Regions from separate parts of the Homo sapiens genome. Here region 1 is linked to region 2. A link is a contact called in ENCODE Hi-C or POLR2A ChIA-PET data. All regions are on one chromosome and are shown on one strand. The core of a region is the stretch at or near the end of the contact, and the rest is flanking DNA. Distances in the headings are between cores, read along the strand shown.

Region 1 (6,550 bases), core at 2,280-4,779, 48 kb after region 2:
TCAATGATAGACTGGATTAAGAAAATGTGCCACTTGGCTGGGCGCAGTGGCTCACGCCTGTAATCCCAGCACTTTGGGAGGCCGAGGCAGGCGGATCATGAGGTCAGGAGATCAAGACCATCCTGGCTAACACGTGAAACCCCGTCTCTACTAAAAATACAAAAAAAAAAAAAAAAAGCCGCGGCTCCGGGTCCGAGCCCACAGCCCACCGCTGGCAGCTGGGCGCTGCCGAGGCCAGGGGCACGCACGATTGGCACCTGCCAGTGCCAAGACTGTGCCGCCCCCACAACCAAGGCGCCAAAGGGGGTCGCCGGGCCTCTGGGCCGCTGCCCTCGCTTTGTCTTCGTTGTTGCAAGCACCGTCCACTCAGGAGGCGCCCCGCAACCGGTGTGACGAGTGCCAACGAGGACCAGGAGATGGAACTAGAAGCATTACGCTCTATTTATGAAGGAGATGAAAGTTTCCGGGAATTAAGTTCAGTTTCTTTTCAATATAGGATAGGTGAAAATGGTGATCCCAAAGCCTTCTTAATAGAGATTTCCTGGACAGAAACATATCCCCAAACACCTCCAATTCTATCTATGAACGCTTTTTTTTTAACAACACCGTATCATCAGCTGTAAAGCAGAGTATATTAGCCAAGTTACAGGAAGCAGTAGAAGCTAATCTTGGAACCGCTATGACCTGTACATTGTTTGAATATGCCAAAGACAATAAGAGCAGTTCATGGAGAATCACAATCCCATTAATTCCACAACATCGATAAGCAATATCATCTCAATTGAAACTCCTAATACAGCCCCATCAAGTAAGAAAAAAGACAAAAAAGAATAACTTTCAAAAGCCCAGAAGCGTAAGCTGGCAGACAAAACAGATCACAAAGGAGAACTTCCTCGAGGCTGGAACTGGGTTGATGTTGTGAAGCATTTAAGCAAAACTGGCTCTAAGGATGATGAGTAGCACTTGGAATTTGAGACAAGGAAAGAGCATTCTTTAAAAAGTAAAACTGGGTTCAAAATCTTTCATTACCATTTTCTGGTATTGAGGTGGCTTTTTATAAAATAATTTTTGTATGTTTCTTACATTAAAAAGGTTGTAAGTTGAAAGTTCATGAAGAGATCCAGTTGTATTAAATTATTTTCACAAACTTGCCTTAATAAAAGGTGAAAATGTTACAGTTTAGTATACTTTATGAAGCCTCTTGAGCTTTGTAAATGGACAGGCATGTGGAATAAGAATCAGTGTTAATTTATATGATCTTATCCTGGTGGATGTGCTGTCTTTTAAAGGAGTATGAAGCCCTTTTCAAACTATCATCCTGGTGGAGCCAAGTACTCAGTGAACAGTTACTCCATAGTGCAATCCATATTAATAGGCTTCTTATCTTAAATAAAGTCTTCATCTCTTCTTTTGCTTAATTACTGAACCGTAAATTGCTTCAGAGAAATTTAAATGCTGGTATTTGAACTTTATACATGATACTTTTTCTAGTTTCTTTTAATTTTTGAAAGGTGAACTGCTTCCCTTTAATAAATTAATATCTATTTATATTTTTCTCTTGATTTGGGTCAAGATGTGTGATCATGAGTGCTTTGAGTGATAGGTGGAACAGGAGAATATAAAAACAAATCTGCTAAATACACTAGAAAGCATTTTAGTAAGAAATGCTGGCCCTTCCTTAAAACATTTCTCTTGCATATACCAGGATGGGAGTAAAAGATGCCTTAACATTTAATTTCTGTATTGTTGAAGACACTGATTTTAATGAAATCCTACTTTTCTGAAGAAAAAAAAAAAATTAGCCAGGCATGGTGGCGGGCGCCTGTAGTCCCAGCTACTTGGGAGGCTGAGGCAGGAGAATGGCATGAACCCAGGAGGCGGAGCTTGCAGCAAGCCTAGTTTGCGCCGCTGCACTCCAGCCTGGGCGACAGAACAAGACTCCGTCTCAAAAAAAAAGGTGGGGGGGAGAAAATGTGGCACATATACACCATGGAATACTATGCAGCCATAAAAAAGGATGAGTTCATGTCCCTTGTAGGGACATGGATGAAGCTGGAAACCACCATTCTGAGCAAACTATTGCAAGGACAGAAAACCAAACACCGCATGTTCTCACTCATAGGTGGGAATTGAACAATGAGAACACTTGGACACAGGGCGGGGAACATCACACACCAGGGCCTGTCGTGGGGTGGGAGCTGGGGGAGGGACAGCATTAGGAGAAACACCTAATGTAAATGATGAGTTAATGGGTGCAGCAAACCAACATGGCACATACATACATATGTAACAAACCTGCACGTTGTGCACATGTACCCTAGAACTTAAAGTATAATTAAAAAAAAAATGACCTGAGTAAAAAGTAATTAACATTTAATTAGGGGTGGCATTAAATCCACAAGATTTATGGAAATAAAAGGGAAGAGCTCTTAATTTTCATATTCTTATATGAAAATTAATTCATATTACTAAAAGAAAATTAAGGAGGTTATGGCTGATGTCCATCCTGGCAGCATTATACACTGAAAAAAAACCCAGAAAACTGGGATTTGAATCTTGACTCTTTAGTATCTCTGATCCCTTAAATCAAGTCTCATCTTTCGTAAACCTGTTTCTTCATCTATAAAATGATGTCAAAGTAATAACTCAATTCGTACAGTTTAATGGTTACATAGTAAAAAAACAAAACACACGAATATGTGGCAGAGGGTCAAACTATGTGAAAAGCTAGTGAAAACGTTTGGAAGAAATTTTCACCAAGTGATAAAGAGCAGTTACAACCTGTTCACTGTTTTGGATCTTTTGTTAACAGCTGAAAAAAACAGAAATATTTTGAGAAAATCGGTAGAGTTGACTTCAAAAGTTTTCATTACGACCTGAAAACATGAAATTTGCAATGGTATACTTTGCTGTACTACAAACCCAAGAAAACATCCATCTCAAAATCACAAGTGAGGACAATGTTAACTTGTTTATTTGATCTCAATGGCACTGCTAATGTAGCACAAGACCAAGAGTCAATTGGACCCATTGTTCAAGACTGCTGAATGTTAACAAGGAGTTAACTGTGGCTTAGAAACTAGTTTCATCATCCTATTTTGGCTCACAGTCCATGAGTCAAAAACAATAAACCAAAAGCTCTAACAACCCAGATTGCCTATCCAGGTTATTCACCAAACTCGGCACTTAATGACTTTTAGCTGGTTCCAAAAATTGATTCTAACATCAAAGGATAAAGATTTATGACCAATGAACATATTCAAATCCTAAAGAAGACCTTGGGGTACAATGGCAGCATTGTTGGGGTAAGTACACTACACACCATTTGGAAGCCAGATTCATTTCAATTTGAAACTAGTAACTGTATTTATAAATAAGTCTCAGACCATAAACCACAGAAAGTGCACAGCAGTGCCACCTTAAATCCTTTTTGGAACAAGGCAGGCTATGCATGTATGCATACTAAAGTAAACAGAGTTGTCTTGCCCAAAGACTTGCCCTGATTTTGTCTTAACTGTTCATTTCCCATTAGACAGTATCCCGAGCCTTACTTAGATGACTCAAAGAAAAACTGATAAACTGAAAAACAAAATATTTGGTCCACCTTTCCGTTTTAGTATCATGACTACAGGAATCTTGAAACAGATGATATATAGACAATCCACTGTGAAAACCGCAGGGCTGCCCTGGCCCCGGGCTACAATCACTGATTGATACATGCTGCCTACAGATGCCCTCAGACTAGGGACACCCTCTTCACTAAAAGAAAGACTAAAAGCCTTCTTAGCCTAAATAGAAGTCAAAAAGCATACAGCTTTAAAACCAAACTATTACACAGCTAAATATCCTGACCTAACAAAGATAAAAACTATCCTCTAGTCTAAACTTTAGAAGCATCTAGAACCACAGCAATAAATATTATTCAAAATACTTTAGGTCAAGTTCATATTTTCATAGGTTTCCATGTTTTCTGGGATTTCTAAAATCTTGGAGACAACAGAGGATGATTATTTAACAAAAATCCTGTTGCCAGCCAGGCGCTGTGGCTCATGCCTGTAATCCCAGCACTTTGGGAGACTGAGGCAGGCAGATCACCTGAAGTCAAGAGTTCAAGGCCAGCCTGACCCACATAGTGAAACCCTATCTCCACTAAAAACACAAAATTAGCCGGGTATTTTTACAGGTGGTGGGCACCTGTAATCCCAGCTACTGGGGAGGCTGAGGCAGGAGAATCTCTTGAACCCAAGAGGCAGAGGTTGCAGTGAGCCGAGACTGTGCCACACAGTCTCGCACAATAGAGCGAGACTCTGTCACAAAAAAAATTTTCTGCTGCCTACTAGTTTATTATAACAGTATACAAAAGACCAAGGAAATTGTAGAGAAATAACTTTATTTAAATGCATCTGACAGATAAATCTATGTTCGCTTCTTCATTCCTGTGTTACTTTAATTCTTCTGTGTAATTTTGGGGAGAGTCAGTGTTGAATTACCCAACAGGAAAAAAATGAAGCACACTGTTGGAGAGGAAAACACTCTTTCCCTACCCTCTTAGATTCAGTGGCTGGGGTCCCTGAATTTAACAGATAAAAGATTAACAGGAGGGGGAAAAAAAGCAGTTTACCTATGCATGCAATGTGCATACACAAAGGAGAACTCAGTGTTAACTCAAAAGGGTGATTAAAATTTGGGTTTACACACCATCTTAACAAAGGGTGATAAAGTACGGGGAAAAGGCTAGACTGAGGAAAACAAGTTCTGGACTTTGAGGGAGGTACAAATCATGGGAAGATAACTAGAAATGTATAATAAATAGGGGTTCTTTAGTACGGAACACTTTCAGAAATGTAAATGGATAGCCTGCTTTTAGACAGAAAGGTGGAGGGCAGGAAACTAAATGCCTTCAGCTTAAAACAACACCTACACTAAAAGTGGGATATTTTGGGGTGGCATGCTCTGGTCCCCTTCTACATGCTTAGAAAACCAACAAAAATGAGGTACCAAAAGAAGTAAGAGGATTTTTTTTTAAGGCATCTGATGTAGTTTTTGAAGCCATGAGTAACAATGAGAATTTTTGCTGGTATTCTATTAGTTTGCATTTCAGTATTGTCATTTTCCATTTTGCTAGGAAGAGAAAAGACACACCATAATCTTTTCAGTGCACTGGGCTTCTAAGAAACTTAATCAGAACCTGACGGATCATCTCTGAATACCATAGTTTCAGAATATTAACAAAAGTCATAATAACTGTGAATTATTTTTGCAAAGTACGTATCACTAGAACCAAGATGTTTAAGTAGAAATTTTGAAACCTAAGAGACCACATCACTGTCATCTTCTTGGTCAATACTTGAACCAGGCAAAAAAAAAACCAACACTTCCTTTGAAATCTCATGAAGGAAAGCAGTGAGGAGTCTTCTACCCTTGAAGCAGCAGGATGTACTCCACCTGAACAAAGAAAAAACAGTCATGAAGAAAAAACATGTTGGCTAACTGCTATCCTCTCGTTGGCAAGATGCCACCTTCAGTTGGAAAAGCATTTAACCGAAACACTCATTTACAAATATCTTTATCTGCAATCCATTTTAATGCTGTATACATCTCTAACTTAAGTGGAGAATAACTTTTAAAAAGAAAATGTCATAAATTTCTCAGAATTAAAAGTAAAACACTATTACAAGAACATTTTTGTAGAAGAAAACAATACAAAGGAGGAGACATGGCTAAATATGGGGGAAAAATGTTTAAACACAAACTTACAACTTGATTATAGATATGGAGACTCACACTTATGGAAAGCTGTCAAGTTATCCACAGAACTCTAGTTCTGAATAGAGAATACAATCCTTTTCCTCTTATTTTATAACTCTGGTGAAGAAAGAGACCGAATAGCAGGCAGGTGCAGCTAAACATGTCCTGGAAACACAAAGGCAGCTCAAAAGGAAGATTTAATTTAAGGGTCAGATTTTTTAACATACAAGAACTAATGAACTACCTTGAAGGGAGACTTAATTATGACTTTTCCCAATACTGGGTGGGAGGGGAGGTAATCAAAGTAATTAATTTTTAGTGCTATTTTGGTACTCCTACTACTGAAAAATTTAGAAGTACAAATGCCATTCCATCTGCTGTGGTGGATACAAAGAGGCTTTTCTTCAAGCAAGAAAGCTTTATTATTAAAAAAGAAGAAGAAAAATTCTATGACGTTTTTAAAAGGATAAACATACGATAACCCAAAAAGAAGTATAGAGAACCAATGTGTAATAAGTAAGTGTTTTGCTCTAGAACTTAGTCTGTTAAGCTGGTGAACAGAATCACTGACCAGCAGGAGAGAAAAGCCGGCTTGCACCCTCACAGCCCTTGCTGGCAGTGCCATCCATTTGTCATCTGACATGTGCTCTCTCTTATTTTTTCCAAACATTATTAAACTCTCACCTTTAAAAACACTTCTGGAGAAAAATTAACAAAGATATACCTCTACAAAATCCTGACTACAATGCCCCACAGCTGTTAAAAAATATTAGTAAATATGACTTCCTACAGAATCCAGGTA
Region 2 (6,464 bases), core at 1,443-3,942:
ATTTCAAGTGAGGGTGTAAGTTAAAAGGTTCTCTTATACACTGCCAATGACAACGTAAAGATGTATCTTTCTGAAAAACAAACACTCCTTTATAAAGAGCCTTACAAATTGGCTTCACAAGTGATTCCATTTCTAAGACTCAATCAATAAAATTATGTACATCCATCCATATCATGAACTCAGTTCTATGCAACCTTTATAAATGATACTACAGATGATTATTTAATAACATAAGAAAATTTGCATATGTTAAGTATAAAATGCCAGTTTGAAAATCATTTCTCAGTATGATACTGGATTGTACGGTTGGTGATGATGTTATCGTTGAAGTACATCTGCTTGTTTTTTTTTTGTTGTTGTTGTTGTTATTGTTGTTGTTGTTTTGAGACAGAGTCTCGCCCCGTCACCCAGGCTGGAGTGCAGTGGTGTGGTCTTGGCTCGCTGTAGCCTTTGCCTACTGTGTTCAAACAATTCTCCTGCCTCAGCCTCCTGAGGAGCTGGGATTACAGGTGTACACCACCACACCCAGCTAATTTTTGTATTTTTAGTAGAGATGGGGTTTCACCATGTTGGCCAGGCTGGTCTTGAACTCCTGACCTCAGATGATCCACCCGCCTCGGCCTCCCAAAGTGCTGGGATTACAGGCATGAGCCACTGCATCTGGCCCATCTGCTTTTTATAGATCTTAGACTAAAACAAAAAATTGGCCAGAAAAAATTAATCATGGTGACTGAACTTTAATGATTAACAGCTCAGTGCCTTATCATCATTTTATCTGAAATTTCTAAAATAAATAAGCATTTAAGATATGTAGAAAAAAAGTTATGCTAAAATGATAATTAAGTTAGAGGAAAAGGTTTGGTTCTACCGGGGAAACTAATATTGTTTCTCCTTACAGATGAAAAGAGCAATGTTAATTATTTCCTTAGTATGGCTGTCAAGAAGCTTAAAGCCAATTTTGTTAGTCACCTTTACTAGTTGCACAGCAAATACCCGTATCTGCGTGTGCATCTGACTATCCTCCATCATAACCTTCTACTGTGATCTGCATTTTCTCTGACCCCCTTTTTTCTACTGCATTATAGGTAGTTATCAAACTAGTCTCAATATATTTCCTGGGGGGAGGGTAGGTGAAGGGAGGAAAAGACAGATGGAAAAGAAGGAAAAGGGAAAGGCGGGGAATAATGAGGTGGCAGTTTTGAAAACAGAACATTTTTCTACCTCCACCATTTTCAGATTATTTATAAAGCTTAAGTTCTACCATAGTGGGTACATAAATATTTACAGAACAAATCAATGATATCCAAGTTGAGAAACGCACATCTAGGCCAGGCACAGTGACTCTTGCCTGTAATCCCAGCACTTTGGGAGGCTGAGGCGGGCAGATCACCTGAGGTCAGGAGTTCAAGACCAGCCTGGCCAACATGGTGAAACCCTTTCTCTACTAAAAATACAAAAATTAGCTGGACGTGCTGGTGGGCACCTGTAATCCCAGCTACTCAGGAGGTTGAGGCAGGAGACTTGCTTGAACCTGGGAGGCAGAGGTTGCAATGAGTCAAGATTGCACTCCAGCCTGGGCGATAGTGTGAGTCCATCTCAAATTGAAAAAAAAAAAAAGAGAGAGAGCGAGAACAAGAAAAATGCACATCTGTCAGGGCTCTTCCTATTACATACAGTTAATACCTTATTGAATTTTGTACTGTTATTTTAGTATGGCTATTAGAGCAGTGATCTGCAGTGTTTGGCATGCCTCAAATGTCAGAAAAATCCAGAGACACACCTGTGAGCATCAAGATAATTTTACTTCCATTATTTCAATCTACAGCTAATGCTTAGTAATCACAGTATTTAAAAATCCCCTACAATAAGTCTGCACAAGTCTGTGGCTCACAAATTGAGAATCAATGTGCTATAGCACAGAAGAAAAATATTTACCATAGGCTGAATCTGAAGAGGAGATACTCTTATTGTTAAGGCTGTTTTGAGTTACTGTTTTGTTTCTAACTTGCACCATTATGTATGTATGTACGTACGTATGTATGTATTTTTAGAGACAGAGTCTCACTCTGTCACCCAGGCTGGAGTGCAATGGTGCGATCACAGCTCACTGTAACCTCAAACTCCCAGGCTCAAGAGATCCTCTCACCGCAGCCTCCTGAATTGTTGGGACTACAGGTACACATCACCATGCCCAACTTATTTTTAAATTATTTTGTAGAGACGGGGGTCTTGGTATGTTGCATGGGTTGGTTTTGAACTCCTGGCCTCAAGCAATCCTCCCACTCTGGTCTCCCAAAGCACTTGGATTACAGGAATGAGCCACTGTGCTCAGCCACACAAGCATTTAAAATGAAGAGATTTGACATAAAAATCCAAATGTTCAACTCGTAAAAAAAATCACAAGAGCAGGCAAAACTTGCCCGGTATTTCTACACGGCAGCAATCAGCAAGAGAGCCGATCAGCACCCACATCTAGATGGTGTCATCATCTCCAGTTTCTGTGCTCCCCACCTGGCTGTAGCCACTCATTGGACATACTCTTGGTAAGCAACTGTGTTTGTAACCTCTTTACCATACCACTCATCTTTTAAAGTAAGTTTCCCAGAAGTGCAATTATTAGTTATGTGCAATTCTTTCTAAGGAGTGCCAAAAGCTACTCACTGTAGTGTTGTCCATTAGAGTACTTAGCACTGCATGTCCAAGAAACAGAACAAATTATGCCAGGGGCCAGCCACCCACGAATGTGTCTTCCATGCAAGGTTTGTACACTGATATTCTGTACAAAACCTACATTTCTGTGCTGGCTTTGTGGCTCCCTGATTTCCAAATCACTAAGTGGCTAGTGCATAGCAGCTGCTGAAAAAAATGCTGGGTGGATGGATAACAAATAAAATCTACTAAAATTAGTCTTAATTTCTTCCAGCCCCAGTACATAAAAGATTGTTACAAAAGGAATCTGCACTATGACTGTTGAAAGTAGAGTTTTTATTGTTGCTATTGTTATTATAATAGCTGCTCACATTTGTTCAGAACCTCCCTGATAAATTCATCATAATCTACATTGCTGGAGCAGAAGAGGATCCCAAAGAGAAGAGGAAGTGCCACTGCTGACATGCAAAATTATCTTAGGTGATACTTGAAACCTGGTATTGAATTACACTGAATCAAATACTGAGGAAGTTATTCCTTTTCCGAGGTTCTTTCAATCTGTCTGGGTGTATGAGAACAACTCTCACTTTGGTGCTAACACATATTTATGTCCCTTTATGACACCTGCAAATTTAACTTCCCTTGTAAACACAGAGAGCATATGGCTCAGGCTTGGAGCCTTTATCAGACAACAGAATCTAGACAGGGTTTAACAGTCATTTTTTTTTTTAAGGCAAACAATACAGGTTCTCTATTGCTGGTGGAGACACAAAGATTCCTTTTTAAAGAAAATTAAGCTTTAAAAAGCATTAAAAGGTTTTACATTTATTTTAAGAAATTTAAAAATAAAAAAGAATGGCCGGGTGCAGTGGCTCACACCTGTAAACCCAGCACATTGGGAGTCCGAGGCAGGCAGAGCAAGAGGTCAGGAGACTGAGACCACCCTAACACAGTGAAACCCCGTCTCTACTAAAAATACAAAAAGTTAGCCAGGCGTGGTGGCACGCGCCTGTAGTCCCACCTACTCTGGAGGGGGAGGCAGGATAATTGCTTGAACCTAGGAGACAGTTGCAGTGAGCCGAGATCGTGCCACTGCACTCCATCCTGGGTGACAGAGCAAGACTCCATCTCCAAAAACAAAAAAAAAAGGAAAGCATGATATGAGGCCAGGTGCGGTGGATCACGCCTGTAATCCCAGCACTTCGGGAGGCCGAGGCAGGCGGATCACGAGGTCCAGAGTCCTACACCAGCCTGACCAATATGATGAAGCCCCATCTCTACTAAAAATACAAAAATCAGCCAGGCGTGGTGGCATGCACCTGTAATCTCAGCTACTCGGGAGGCTGAGACAGGAGAATTGCTTGAACCCGGGAGGCAGAGGTAATAGTGAGCCGAGATCATGCCATTGCACTCCAACCTGGGTAACAAGAGCGAAACTCGGTCTCAAAAAAAAAAAAAAAAAAGAAAGAAAAAAAGCACAGTGTGGAGTGCAAATGTGACAAAAAAACACCAAGGTGATACACAAAATACTAATATTTGGGATGTAAATGACTATGTTTTATCAGTCCAGCATCATCCTGATACCAAAGCCTCGTAGAGACACAACAAAAAAAGAGTATTTTAGGCCAATATCCACGATGAACACTGATGCGAAAATCCTCAGTAAAATACTGGCAAACTGAATCCAGCAGCACATCAAAAAGCTTATCCACCACAATCAACTTGGCTTCACCCCTGGGATGCAAGGCTGGTTCAACATACACAAATCAACAAACGTAATCCATCACATAAAAACAGAACCAACAACAAAAACCACATGATTATCTCGATAGATGCAGAAAAGGCCTTCAACAAAATTCAACAGCCCTTCATGCTAAAAACGCTCAGTAAACTAGGTATTGATGGAACCTATCTCAAAGTAATAGGAGTTATTTATGACAAACCCACAGCCAATATCATACTGAATGGACAAAAACTGGAAGCATTCCCTTTGAAAACTGGCACAAGACAGGGATGCCCTCTCTCACCACTCCTATTCAACATAGTGTTGGAAGTTCTGGCCAGGGCAGTCAGGCAGGAAAAGGAAATAAAGGGTATTCAATTAGGAAAAGAGGAAGTCAAATTGTCTCTGTTTGCAGATGACATGATTGTATATTTACAAAACCCTATCATCTCAGCCCAAAATCTCCTTAAGCTGATAAGCAACTTCAGCAAAGTCTCAGGATACAAAATCAATGTGCAAAAATCACAAGCATTCCTATACACCAATAACAAACAGAGAGCCAAATCATGAGTGAACTCCCATTCACAATTGCTTCAGAGAGAATAAAATACCTAGGAATCCAACTTACAAGGGATGTGAAGGACCTCTTCAAGGAGACTACAAATCACTGCTGAATGAAATAAAAGAGGACACCAACAAATGGAAAAAACATTCCATATTCATGGATAGGAAGAATCAATATCGTGAAAATGGCCACACGGCCTAAGGTAATTTACAGATTCAATGCCATCCCCATCAAGCTACCAATGACTTTCTTCACAGTATTGGGAAAAAAACTACTTTAAAGTTCATATGGAACCAAAAAAGAGCCTGCATTGCCAAGAAAATCCTAAGCAAAAAGAACAAAGCTGGAGGCATCACACTACCTGACTTCAAACTATACTACAAGGCTACAGTAACCAAAACAGCATGGTACTGGTACCAAAACTGAGATATAGACCAATGGAACAGAACAGAGGCCTCAGAAATACCACCACACATCTACAACCATCTAATCTTTGACAAACCTGACAAAAACAAGCAATGGGGAAAGCATTCCCTATTTAATAAATGGTGCTGGGAAAACTGGCTAGCCATATGTAGAAAGCTGAAACTGGATCCCTTCCCTACACCATATACAAAAATTAACTCAAGATGGATGAAAGACTTAAATGTAGGACCTAACACCATAAAAACCCTAGAAGAAAACCTAGGCAATACCATTCAGGACACAGGCATGGGCAAAGACTTCACGACTAAAACACCAAAAGCAATGGCAACAAAAGTCAAAATAGACAAATGGGATCTAATTAAACTAAAGAGCTTCTGCACAGCAAAAGAAACTATCATCAGAGTGAAAAGGCAACCTACAGAATGGGAGAAAATTTTTACAATCTACCCATCTGACAAAGGGCTAATATCCAGAATCTACCAAGAACTTAAACCAATTTACAAGAAAAAAACAACCCCATCAAAAAGTGGGCAAAGGATATGAACAGACACTTCTCAAAAGAAGACATTTATGCAGCCAGAAGACACATGAAAAAATGCTCATCATCACTGGTCATCAGAGAAATGCAAATCAAAACCACAATGAGATACCATCTCACACCAGTTAGAATGGTGATCATTAAAAAGTCAGGTAACAACAGGTGCTGGAGAGGATGTGGAGAAATAGGAAGGCTTTTACACTGTTAGTGGGAGTGTAAATTAGTTCAACCATTGTGGAAGACAGTGTGGCAATTCCTCAAGGATCTAGAACTAGAAATACCATTTGACCCAGCAATCCCATTACTGGGTACATACCCAAAGGACTATAAATCATGCTGCTATAAAGACACATGCACACCTATGTTTATTGTGGCACTATTCACAATAGCAAAGACTTGGAACCAACCCAAATGTCCATCAATGATAGACTGGATTAAGAAAATGTGGCACATGTACATCATGGAATACTATGCAGCCATAAAAAAGGATGAGTTCATGTCCTTTGCAGAGACATGGATGAAACTGGAAACCATCATTCTAAGCAAACTATCACAAGGACAGA

What was found. Hi-C counts contacts between places; a loop is a spot of excess contacts on that map. ChIA-PET counts read pairs that join two places held with the same protein, here RNA polymerase II (POLR2A). Pooled maps may share reads with other maps.
Region 1: a loop to region 2 is called in a map with no recorded cell type, with 2.4 times the contacts of the local background. The contact joins two enhancer-like sites. A Hi-C loop is called at or near these places in 10 of 168 maps with a recorded cell type or tissue (CD4-positive, alpha-beta T cell, CD4-positive, alpha-beta memory T cell, CD8-positive, alpha-beta T cell and 7 more), 15 of 37 single-sample maps with no recorded cell type and 18 of 50 pooled maps. POLR2A ChIA-PET finds 5 or more read pairs at or near these places in 11 of 52 experiments (CD4-positive, alpha-beta memory T cell, GM10248, MCF 10A and 6 more).

Annotation. Positions count from the first base shown.
Region 1 is chr7:105,301,127-105,307,676 of GRCh38, forward strand. The region is part of intron 2 of SRPK2 (SRSF protein kinase 2); the gene reads right to left. It also overlaps the pseudogene RWDD4P1. Among named protein-coding and RNA genes, the nearest start is that of SRPK2, 85 kb to the right of the region's middle. Within about 2 kb of position 3,530, at least 6 of the 41 ENCODE cell types and tissues checked have a DNase peak (open chromatin) inside an H3K27ac peak, as active enhancers do.
Region 2 is chr7:105,254,324-105,260,787 of GRCh38, forward strand. The region is part of intron 2 of SRPK2 (SRSF protein kinase 2); the gene reads right to left. Among named protein-coding and RNA genes, the nearest start is that of SRPK2, 130 kb to the right of the region's middle. Within about 2 kb of position 2,693, at least 3 of the 41 ENCODE cell types and tissues checked have a DNase peak (open chromatin) inside an H3K27ac peak, as active enhancers do.